Regions from separate parts of the Homo sapiens genome. Here all the other regions are linked to region 2. The links are chromatin contacts, found by Hi-C or POLR2A ChIA-PET in ENCODE. All regions are on one chromosome and are shown on one strand. Each heading gives the region's core, a stretch centred on a gene start or an enhancer-like site at or near the end of the contact. The rest is flanking DNA. Distances are from core to core; before and after follow the strand shown.

Region 1 (3,896 bases), core at 1,113-3,612, 250 kb before region 2:
TGATACTGTGGATCACATCAAAATAAAGGTCAAATAATAATCACTTGTATCTATGTAAGAGTGCATTGTCATCTCATTTTTATCATCCTCATATAAGACCTGCAAGATTCCAAGGGCAGATATGTTTGCTCCTCTTTTGTAGAAGAAAGTAAATCAAAGAGGAAACACTTCCAAAATCAAACAGTTAATGAATGACAGAAGACCTTGATCCATAATTTTTTGAAGTTTGGGGTTCTTCTCTAAGCCTGAAGGAGCACTTATTTCCCATTATCACTCAATTTTATAAAAACATTGTTTGTCAGCTCCACAGACCTCCAAGCAGGTTAAATTTAAATTATCACAGAATTATACTGGTATGTTTCATCCTCCTGAAAGTACACTGATATTTCTGGCATGTTCATACCGCCTTCCCCAGTGGTGCCAAAACACTTTACTTCCTATTCAGAAACATTTGTGTAGCAAAGAGAAAAATAAGGATAAATGCAAATGTTGCCGAGTATTTGTTTTTACTTGTTTGTAGAAGTCTATAAAGCCTCTGGACTTTTAGAAGATTGTAAGAAAGATAATGATTTTGAGGGTAAGATTGTATTCTGATACAGTGCAATGATAAATTAAGTTTGTTGTATTTATAATTCTTATGTTTTAAGGATTTGACTTATAATTTTTTTTTCTTTTTAGGGTGCTCTTTCCCCACCTAAGAAACAAAGTTAGCTTTCAACTCTGGACAGAATTTAGGTTTGAAACCAAGGAGGGGAATTGTTGAGGCTGATCTTGGTGCACATGTTTGTTGGGTTTGGGAGTCACTGGGAGAGGAGTTTTTAATGCCTCTAAAAATCATTCTTCTCTCTGTATTTTCATTTCTAAGTATTACCTTTCTTTGCAAATAGTAATTGTTTGGGCTCTACTTGCAGATCTTTTTGGCCAAGTATTCTGCAGTGATTCACATAAGTTCCCTGAACATTTATTTGGAAGGCAGCATCTGAGAGCATACTTTTTTTTTTTCTTAATGACCTCTATATCTTATTACTGCAAGGCAGCACAGATTCTTTTTAATTTGTTTTGATATCTGAATCTTTGGCAGTCATAAATTTGATTTTGACTGCAGGCATTTTTTACTTTGGACAAAATGTATTTCTGGAGAACCACCAACTAAGGTGTACTTTTTGAGGGTAATGGTTATATCTTATTTGATTTTATATTCCCAGAACTTAGCTGTGCTTGGAACATAGCTGAGCCTCAATAAATATTTGTTGAATGAATGATGGAATGAAGTCTATGAGCAAATTAATGCCATTTAAAATCCTGACTGTGTATACATTGTCTTTCTCTGTTCATACATTGTTTGAACTTATTTAATGAGCAAATAAGGATAAATTTTTAGGTGGTTTCAAATTAATTACATAGATGAACTTAGAGTATCATATTTGTTGAATGAACAATGGACTGAAGTCTATAAGCAAATTAATACCATTTAAAATCCTGACTGTGTATACATTGTCTTTCTCTGTTCATATGTTATATGAACTTATTTAATGAGCAAATAAGGATAAATTTTTAGGCGGTTTCAAATTAATTACATGGTTGAACTTAGAATATCAGTCCAGAGAAGTCATGTGGTTAGCAGTAAGCACTAGATTGGAATTGGAAGACTCCGTATAGTTATGCCAAAATGAATATAGTCTGATTCTTGTCAGATTCTTTAGCATTGCTGACCTCAGTTTTCTTATCTTTAAAATAAACATATAAAGTTGTGTAGGAATCACTCACCTCATACATGTAGAAGTGCTCTGGAAAAGTTGAAGCACTTTAGATACAAAGGGACACTGCTCTGTAGATAGCCATCTCTGAAGCCCTGAGCCTCACTTTGGGAAGATTTAGGGACTCTGCAGCCATAAAATTCAGCATATTTTCTACTGTGAGAAAAGATTCATGAACCTAGTGGTAACCACATTTCGGGCTTCATCTTCTTTTTTTTTTTGAGACGAAATCTCGCTCTGTCACCCAGGCTGGAGTGCAGTGGGGCGATCTCTGCTCACTGCAAGCTCCGCCTCCCGGGTTCAGGCCATTCTTCTGCCTCAGCCTCCCGAGTAGCTGTGACTACAGGCACGTGCCACCACACCCAGCTAATTTTTTTGTATTTTTAGTAGAGACGGGGTTTCACCATGTTAACCAGGATGGTCTGGATCTCCTGACCTCGTGATCTGCCCACCTCGGCCTCCCAAAGTGCTGGGATTACAGGCGTGAGCCACCACGCCCAGCATGGGCTTCATCTTCTTTGCTGCTTCTCCTGTAGTTCAATAACATTTTCCTTGTTATTTCTCTACCTGTAGCTAGGAACTGGGCCAGCAGCCAGTAGATACGTAGAGCATGAAAAAGCACATGGTGCCACTTTGGCAGCCTTCACTTAGATTCCTGTCCTAGAAAGATTGCTGTTTAACTCCTTTACTCAGGCTAGGAGTTGGGGCAGTCATGTATTTACTATATCTAGCAATCCTTGGGGGAGGTGGAGAAAGATACCTACTTCACCACGTTACGGATGGTTCAGCTAAGGAAAGTCTGGGTCTTAAAAGTCAGAGAAGGAGGCCTTTGAGAATGTCTTTTCAATTCTGTGAAAATAAAGGGACTGCTGCATATCTGGATATGTGTGCTCTTTCAAATTATCATGCCTCACTGTTATTCTTCATGATTAACTTCTAATATCCCATCATGCTTGGTTCATTTTTTTGTCTACTCCACCAAGACCTATTGTTTCTCCTTCCACTTTCTTATATCTTCCCCTCCTCTGTCCTATGAGATACTATCTTAGGTGAAGCTTTATTTTCTAGCATCTGTATTCAAATTTCGAATACACCACCTTCATAGGAGGAAAAAACCATTAACGAATTTCAAATCAAAATCTTGCTTTCATTTTAGTGAACTAATCATTCATTTAAAATAAGGTGTTCTGCCTTAAATTTATTAATGTCATAGGTCTACCTGAAGTCATTTTCCTTGTTTTCGTAACAGAGCCAGGCTTCTTTTTCAATTAAGACAGTCAACATTCCTTGTGTTTTACGAGTTATATTAATGGCTTCTTGGATTTGCAATTCCCAGTTGTAAAACAGAGATGTGAACATCATCATCCACTTAGTTTATAGCTCTGTGAGACATCTGTCCAAACTTTCTTTATTGAGGTGATAAAGAAAAATCCAGTATCATTTACTGGCTTAGAAGTTAGTAAAGAACGCTCCCACCACCCCAAGGCTCAGTCCTGTTCTTGATGTCACATATTTTGAGAATAGCCCAGACTGTTTATATAATTTGATTCCAGCCTACTTTTCCAGCCAGATATCACTAATCTCTAATGTAAATCCTACATTTATGGAATTATCTTTTCTGGATCATTCAGTGTTGCCCAACAAATAATTAATTGTATTTCCTTTGTAAACTGGGCACTGCTCTTGCTGTGAGGAATCATTCCCTTACTTCTAAAAGTCTGCCAAATCTTAAGTGCCCAGACCCTGTGATGCCATTTCAGATCACTTCAGCCAGCAAACAGCCTTAGTTTGTATCACTCAGGTTACATTGCACACTGGTAGCACTTAGTTTGTATTACTCAGGTTACATTGGTCATATGTGGCCTAGATTTGTGTCATTATCAAATGGCGAGCTTATCAGCATTTTAAGGAAACCTTGTCTAATAAAAACTCATAATTAGCAAAGGTCCTTAAAAAGACAATAAATGTTCAGTAATTGCCTATTACACAAATAAATAGCTACAACTCTTCTTTCTTGAAATCTTGTTGCTGCCTTAAGCCGCAAGGTTAGAATAATTTTCTCAAGTTCTTCCCATAGAAGTACTCTGAAGTTCATATCTGAGCTCCCCTCACGGTCTAGTTGCTCCACATACCGCTCAT
Region 2 (3,854 bases), core at 149-2,648:
ATGCTTTTGAGGTTATTTATATTTTTTATGTCTGCATGTTGGAAATACTATAGAATGATGTTTTACTATGTCTGTCTTCCTAACTCTGTTGGACATCATGTTGATAGCTTAAAATTGGCCACGGTGGGAGTATTTATACCACAGATAAGAGCAAACAGTGGCTTTTGTTGTCCCAGACATCTGGCTGTTAAACATTTTCCAGCACACCACTGCATGACGCTGTGTGGCAGGGAGGGGTGACCTAACCTGAAGATAGCATGTGTGTAGACACGAACACCGGAAGTGTAGCAAATGCTGCTAGTTGTCCACCCACACTCATCCTCAGCTTGCCCTTTAAACAGCCACGGTTTTGTTCAGGCTGGCAATTTGCCCAGCTACGAAACCACATATCCTAGCCTCCCTTGGAGCTTGGGGTTGAAGCCACATGACCCAGCCCTGGCCAATGAGATGGATGTGGAATCTGCTGCCAATTTCTGGGAAGAGTTTTGCTTCTTGACGTGGGCACCGCCCCTTCCTCCTTACTGCTTCCTTCTTGTTCCTGCCTGCACTGCTGGCTGGAGGTGGAACAGCCATTTTGTGACTAGGAAGGGACCTCAAGGGTGAAACATGCCAAGAACAACAGCCAGGCAAAGACAGGAGGAGCTAGGACAGGGATGATTATGGAGCTGGCAGCCCCCCGGACTGCCCACCTCTGGGCCTCTTCTTAGGTGTAAAATAAACTCCTATTTGGTTAAACTACTCAGATGGGTCTCTTTACATGCTGCCAAGTGCAATCTCTTATTCAGTAGACTTTCCTGAAGAAGTGACGTTTGTGCTGAGTTGATGGGAAGAGGCAGGAGTTAAGCATCAGCTAAATGGGGCATTTATTTTGTGCCAAGTAAGCAGGCTTACTGTTTCCCAGCTCTCAGGTGTGCATGCCTGAGTTGACTTCTCCCTGCAAAAGATGCCTGGAATACGCCAGGTGAAAGGGAAGACCATGATGGGGTTGCTGAGGCAGTAGCAGTTTTGTTTTGTCCCTGGCGGATTCATATCATGGGTTAATTGGCAGTGGTGGTGGGTCCCTATACAAAAGGCTGGAAGGTGAATTCAGACTGGATCCAGCCAGTCGAGGCAGCACTAAACTGCAACCTCTCTTTCTCGCTTTCCCTACCCTGGTCCACAACAGCTTTCAAATCTTTCCAAATCCTCACCCCAGGACACGCTAGGCAGCCCTTTCCTGCCTGCTACGAAGCTGCTTTCCTAGGAAGGGGGCTTTTGAATTCAAGTGCAGAAAAATCTTCATATTAAAAAAAAAAAAAGCCTTCAACCGGTTGCTAGGGTTTTGTGTATCCTGCTTTAGGGAGCTTTCTCCAATGAAAGAGACTCGTCGCTATAGAAACTGCCACGTCACAGGACTTCTGTACAGCAGCGTCTGAGACTTAGGCTGCCTCTTCCAGGACAGGTTTTATATCAGAGCCCCTCTCACAGAAGTGTGTGCCTGGGACTGGGGAGGGAGAGGACCCTGGAATTGTCAGTGGCTTTAAATATCCCTCCCTCCCTTTCTTTCCTGCTCCCCACTTCTCTCTCCCTCCTGCCCCCCTCCATCTCTTCTTTCTCCTCCCTCTTCATTGCAAACAGAATGCAAAAGCAATTGCAGTAATACAGAGCATTTCTCTGTATGTCCACACTTCTTCTTAGCCATGGAAAGATGACGTTGCTACCACACCCATGCACATACACATGCACACACTCAGTTCTGGTAAGATAAATGGCAGCTTGGAAGGGACTCATTTGATGCAACACTCAATAATTCCATGTTTATGAGGACTCAAGGCTAACTCAAACCACTTGAGTCAAGCCCCTGAGTCAAAGCCCTTGAGTCAAGCCAAGGGAAGTTCACACTGAGGCAGTTGGAGGTGTGGGGGACCTTCTTCCTCTATTAAAGAGACATGCAAGGTCACGCATCTATCTTCTAGGCAAAGCTATTGTCTTCCCATATTAAAATACAGGTAGTCTTTGCCTTTTAAATAGGGTTATCATGTAGTTTATCATCCCAAGTGGGACATCTACAAGAGGAGCTGTTAGTAATTATACTAGGACAATGTCATATACCAGGATTGTCTGGGCAAATAAGGACATTTGTCTGATCCACTTGTAACTTGCAAACACATGCTTAACAAACGATGCACAAGAGAAAATGGCTTCCTGCCCCTCATCTTCCCTGAAGAGCTCACTGCTCCTGAAAACTGAGACATTTGGGGGATTGGAAGCTTTTGAATAACACGGGGGTTCAGAAGGAAAGAAAGAAATGAGTTGAAGGGTTAGCAGATTTTCGAGAAGATTCTTATATACATAATACTTCATACATGTGTATCTGAAGCATAAATACCCACTCCCGATAGAAGAGAGTGGCCATTTCCCCACACCCCCACCAACACACGTCTTCTTCAATCTTACAAGCCACAGTCTCTCTAATGTTCTTATAGAATGAAGTCATTCCTCTTATGTCTGGCTCCACCTGCTTTGCACACAGCCAGACTTATCTCCTCAAAAACTCAGTGCTGGCATGATGAAGACAAGCACAGTGACTTTAGGTCACCTTATGCCTCTGCGTGAGGAAGGTGCCAGAGCCACAAGACAGCAGGAGCTGGCTTCTTCCTAACGTGCTATAAAATCCCATAAGGCAAATCCCCCCACTACTTTTCTTTTTCAGAAATTCCAGCCTGTTCATGCTTGTTAATTTTCCCAAGCAAACGTTAGCATCAGCTAATCCCTTCACAGTTTTTTTTTTCTCCAAGTATCATCTTGAAGTATTTAACATAAAAGTTCATTTAGGGAGAAATGACACCTCTATGTTGTCTTCTTGTTATTTACATAAGAAATGCTTTATCTTTTCATTTAAGTCTCCTTTCATGTTAGAGTTTTGTTTTTGTTTTTGTTTGTCTGTTTTATAATACAGAGCCTTGAACCACAACTCCAGACAATCTGATTTCATATCTTTGGAGCTGGGTCAGGGAAAAGAGCATCAGCGGTATAACAAAACAGGCCCAAGGCTTGAAAGATAACCTTAGCATAATGTATTTCACATCATTGCCTACAGACTGCCTCAAATCTTGAAATTAGGAGGCAAATATTTTTCTAACTTGCCCTTTTTCTAAATTATTAATAATCATGGGTAAAACAGCCTTTTACGTGCTACACCAGGAATGTGGCCAAGTGTGTTGATGTGGAAAGAGGCAAGGTTAGCCCAGAGGACATGGGTTAGAGGAGGAAGAGGGGAGGAGGAGGGAGATGCCATTTTTGGAAAAGTCTGGGCTTTGGTTTCCCACCAGTGAATTTCATTTAAATAAAAAAAGCACTCCACATATGTATTGCTATGACAATACTAAGTCTCTTGCTCTGAGTTTCTTAGTATGTGTCAAACCAAACAGAGTCAACCCTACTGCCCAAAATTGTTGTGAGGCTCAAATGAAACCACATATCCATTTATACTGGAACAACTGTACCATATCCCCAAACTGTAAAATGATTAAAAAGTGAAATGTCATTATTATTACTTTTTTTCTCATGGGAAATTATATTTTAAGTTATAAACATGCGACCTGCATTTTGAAATCCAACATGCCCTTGAGTTTGGGATCCTTGCAGATGGCAAGAGTTCATGCCTATGTTCCCTACGTGCTTTCAGAAAGAAAAGCAGTCAGGTGAGGATTCTTTAAGGATCAGCCAGCTCCTTTTAAAAGGTAAAGAGGTGTTCTCGGCCGGGCGCGGTGGCTCACACCCAGCACTTTGGGAGGCCAAGGCAGGCAGATCACCTGAGGTCCGAATTTCAAGACCAGCCTGACCAACGTGGAGAAACTCTGTCTCTATTAAAA
Region 3 (4,157 bases), core at 1,641-4,140, 230 kb before region 2:
CTCCTCCTTAGGTCATCCCCTTGCTTCTCCTTCCTAGACCTTTTTCTGTCATAAATAAGATCAGAAACCCTGCCACCAGTCATCAGCCTGACTGGCAAAACTTTGCTGGTTGGCTTTGGGCCTCTGTGATTGTAAAAAGCCTCTCTGTTGTCCCCTTTCCTTCACCTTCCAGCTCCTCATTTGAGACTGTCTTGAGAGGAATGAGAGGGCAAAGGATTCTTTACCCTCTTACTGACCCAGTTCTTCCTACTGTATTCCATCCCCTCTGGCTAATGGCAGTCAGGTCTTTGCTGCACACAGGTACCCAGCGCTCTGCAAGTCACCTGCCGTGTGGATGGTAATAATCATAAGAGTTCATACTTAACTCAGTGGCCCTTAGAATGAGGCTGCTGCTGACTGCTCTGTCCAAGTTGTCTGAAAGCACCATGTGCCAGGCATTTTAATTTTACATGTTTTATCTCTTTAATCTTCATATCAATCTAGAGTTTTACCAGATAAACTGGATATAACTTTTACCGGTTAGAATCCTGAATCCATTTTAGAATCAGTTTCCTGAGGTTCTAACATAGGAGAAGTTCTCTCTGATGCTGATATCTTAACTACCTCTCTACTACCAAAGACAGTTATGCCTGTGATCTCGCCACTGCACTCCAGCCTGGGTGACAGAGTGAGACCTTGTCTTTAAAAATATATATTTTAGTATTGCTTGTATATGTGCATATTTTTACTGTGTTTGGTTCCAAAAAGAATTATAAGCCGGCAAAATGCCTAAATAGCTCCTATGTGATTTTCATAATAACCCAGTGATTAAGGTATTATCATCTCTATTTTAAAAATGATAAAACTGATTCTTAGGTTAAATGACTCAGTTAGTGAGTCGGGGCTGGGTTCTAATCAAACACAGAGCAGCACTTTGTCAGAGATTTACCTGGTGGCAGTGCAATTAGTTTTCACAGTGAAAGTGGCATCGAGTCCTCTCTCATGTCTGTGATAACAGTAATTTTGTCACTTCTTTCCCTACTCTTCTGCCCCTGGAGAAGCAGCATTACTGTGGTTTGGTTCAGTTCTCTATCAGACAGGCCCTTGAATGCAGAGTCAAAAAGTCATGCACCTTGAAAAACTCAACACAGAACATATCCCTAAGTAGTAAAAGTATAACATGAGAATGATGGACACCAACTTTCTTGTTCTAGAAAGTGAGAGAAGCAGGGTACAACATTATCTCTAACATTTTTATTTCTTAAATATACCCAAGGAAACAAAAAAGACAGACTATTGGGAAGAAGAGAGAAAAGTTGGATTTATTTTCCTATTGAGAGCCAGTTTTTCAAAATTTATTATCAGGGTGTTATGAAATAATCAGTGTTATATACATGGGAAATTACCTATGATGCTTATAAATTAACCTTCTAAACTTGTTATCAATGCTCAAAAAATACTTGGAGTTTTTTTGTTATTTTTGTTTTTTTGTTTTTTGTTTTTGAGATGGAGTCTCGTTCTGTCGCCCAGGCTGGAGTGCAGTGGCGTGATCTCAGCTTACTGCAAGCTCCGCCTCCCAGGTTCACTCCATTCTCCTGCCTCAGCCTCCCAAGTAGCTGGGACTACAGGCAGCTGCCACCACACTCGGCTAATTTCTTTGTATTGTTTTAGTAGAGACGGGGTTTCACCGTGTTAGCCAGGATGGTCTCTGTCTCCTGACCTCGTGATCCACCCGCCTCGGCCTCCCAAAGTGCTGGGATTACAGGCGTGAACCACTGCGCCCAGCCTGTTTTTGTTTTTTTGAGATGGAGTCTTGCTCTGTCGCCCAGGCTGGAGTGCAGTGGCGCCATCTTGGCTCACTGCAACCTCTGCCTCCCGGGTTCAAGTGATTCTCCTGCCTCAGCCTCCCAAGTAGCTGGGATTACAGGCACGTGCTGCTGCGCCAGGCTAATTTTTGTATTTTTTAGTAGAGACGGGGTTTCACCATTTTGGCCAGGCTGGTCTTGAACTCCTGACCTCAAGTGACCTGCCCGCCTCGGCCTCCCACAGTGCCAGGATTACAGGCGTGAGCCACCACGCGGGGCTGAAAATACTTGTTTTTGATCATCCCAATCTAACCTTATTGAAGGCAAGGAGATGTTTATTCTTCTTTGTCTCTTAGTGCCCAGCATAATATCCTGATTCATAGTAGGTTGATAAATGATCAAATGCAGAAGAGAGGAGCTTTGACCTCATCAAATGCTCCATTCTGTTGTAATAAGTAATTTCATATAGGTATAGAAGTAGAACTATTCTCTCTGCAGTTTAACATTCAGTTTTGCCTTATTCATGCTTAAAAAATCCCAGCTTTCTTACTTTTTTGCCTAAGATTATTGAAGGAAAAAGTGTATCTGTTCACTAAAGGCTGCATTCATTGTAGCAGCCATGTATATGTGGACAGTCTACTTGCTACCACACTTGAAATTCTGCTTAATGTGCACTCATAAAGGACAAGCTCCCACCCCTTCGAACTCAGTGTAATTGTTCAGTATATGAGCTTGTGGTGTTTAAGAAACTAGGGAGGCAGAGGTATTTTCATAGCTTGTTATCCTCTTCTCTCCCACAAAGTGCAGCCATGATCTGACACATGATCAATGGGCCGAGCCCTTTTTAGGATGCAGAAGATGCTCCCTGTGTCTGTGGATCACAATAGCAAACAATAGCAACTTCTGCAATGATATTTTGCCTCCCTGGTGTTCAAACTTCTTCAGTTAAGCCTGTCTGGAATCTATTTAACTATTATACATCAAAGCTTTTTTTTTTTTTTTTTTTTTTTTTAAATGAAAATGGTGGGGGTGGAACCAGAGAGGAAAACCTGTATCTTTGCCAAGGAGCCCTCTCTCCTTCCCCTATGACTCATACTTAGGAAAGCTGAGGGACTTTGGAAAGCTGCCTGAGTCACATTGAGGCAGGTCTCCTGGCACTTTCAGACACTTTTTAAATTTTCTCAGGCAGTAAAAGATGTTTTTCAAATTGTTCATTCCCTCTTTCTGGGCCAGCCTAAAAGCTTTTGTTTAGCTAAAGTATGGCTTTTTTATGCAAGATTTGCCAGCCAGAACAGATGAACCCGGAACTTTGTATTTGGTTTATTACTAAAGAAACAGCTCTTTCATATTCAGAATTGTAACTGTTCCTTCTTATGATTGTCATCCTATTAAAAGGAATTGCCTCTGGTACTTAACCTTCCTATGACATGAAGTTTGCATTTGGTCATTGTTAAGAATTTTCTTAGCATATTTTGTTTGTATAATTTCAAATATTCAGTTTTTAAAAATTTGGTTTTTGGTATGAGAGACTAGCTTGAGCTAAATAGAGGAGCTGCCTATTAAATGTATTATAGTCATACTGAGTTTTACTATTTGGCAGCAGAAGAAAGAAAGGTCACCTTAATTTTTCTGTCTTTACATGTAAACAACTAAGGGTTTTTGTTTGTTTGGTGAGTGGTAAAGTAAACCTTTCTAAAAACCAATTGGACTCACAAATAATAAGTCTCAATTTTTAAATATCTTTCCTTTTTAAACTACAAATAGTCATTATGTTCCAAAAACTGTCAAGTAATTTCTTAATATCTCTATGCCCACCCTATCCTACTCCCCTTTTTTTAGAGTTCAACCATTTCTGCTATAGGAATTGCCAGATAACAGAGGTTTGATAAAGTAACAGTATATAAAACAATAATTTATATTATGTAGGAAAATTACTTTGGATGACTTTCTTAGATATAAGATGAATTGCACTGAAATATTTGAGTAGAAAATAAAATGCTTTACTAATGGAGTGATCAATTGCTGAAAATTTTATTTTCTATAAAACTTGATCTTCAGTTATAATGTACTTTAGGGACCTTAAATTTAACTTTAGCTGATTTTATCATTTCACCTTGAAATTTTAGATGCCAATTTGCAGGGCCCACCATTCCCATAATAATAATCTCTGTTGCCTGCCCAAAGTGGGTACCATATGGTGGGGGAATGGAGGCTAGTGGAATAAAGTAAAATCAGCTGTGGACTGAATGGTTGCTCGTTTATCTTTGAGTCTTTATTCACTTGTTTGTATCACTGCCATTTTTCTGGTTTAATAGAAACTTGTATATGACTGATGTTTTAATGAGTAGATATAGGCTTATTGTCTTTTACAGT

Evidence for each region. Hi-C counts contacts between places; a loop is a spot of excess contacts on that map. ChIA-PET counts read pairs that join two places held with the same protein, here RNA polymerase II (POLR2A). Pooled maps may share reads with other maps.
Region 1: a pooled map shows a loop between it and region 2 (3-fold over the local background). The contact joins two enhancer-like sites. A Hi-C loop is called at or near these places in 1 of 37 single-sample maps with no recorded cell type and 8 of 50 pooled maps. POLR2A ChIA-PET finds 5 or more read pairs at or near these places in 1 of 52 experiments (activated T-cell).
Region 3: a loop to region 2 is called in a pooled map, with 2.1 times the contacts of the local background. The contact joins two enhancer-like sites. A Hi-C loop is called at or near these places in 2 of 50 pooled maps. POLR2A ChIA-PET finds 5 or more read pairs at or near these places in 2 of 52 experiments (HEK293 and activated T-cell).

What each region holds. Positions count from the first base shown.
Region 1 is chr5:72,264,942-72,268,837 of GRCh38, reverse strand. The region is part of intron 4 of MRPS27 (mitochondrial ribosomal protein S27); the gene reads left to right. Among named protein-coding and RNA genes, the nearest start is that of MRPS27, 53 kb to the left of the region's middle. Within about 2 kb of position 2,362, at least 2 of the 41 ENCODE cell types and tissues checked have a DNase peak (open chromatin) inside an H3K27ac peak, as active enhancers do.
Region 2 is chr5:72,011,840-72,015,693 of GRCh38, reverse strand. No RefSeq gene overlaps it. Among named protein-coding and RNA genes, the nearest start is that of MAP1B, 94 kb to the left of the region's middle. Within about 2 kb of position 1,398, at least 4 of the 41 ENCODE cell types and tissues checked have a DNase peak (open chromatin) inside an H3K27ac peak, as active enhancers do.
Region 3 is chr5:72,247,309-72,251,465 of GRCh38, reverse strand. All of the region lies in intron 4 of MRPS27 (mitochondrial ribosomal protein S27), which reads left to right. Among named protein-coding and RNA genes, the nearest start is that of MRPS27, 71 kb to the left of the region's middle. Within about 2 kb of position 2,890, at least 13 of the 41 ENCODE cell types and tissues checked have a DNase peak (open chromatin) inside an H3K27ac peak, as active enhancers do.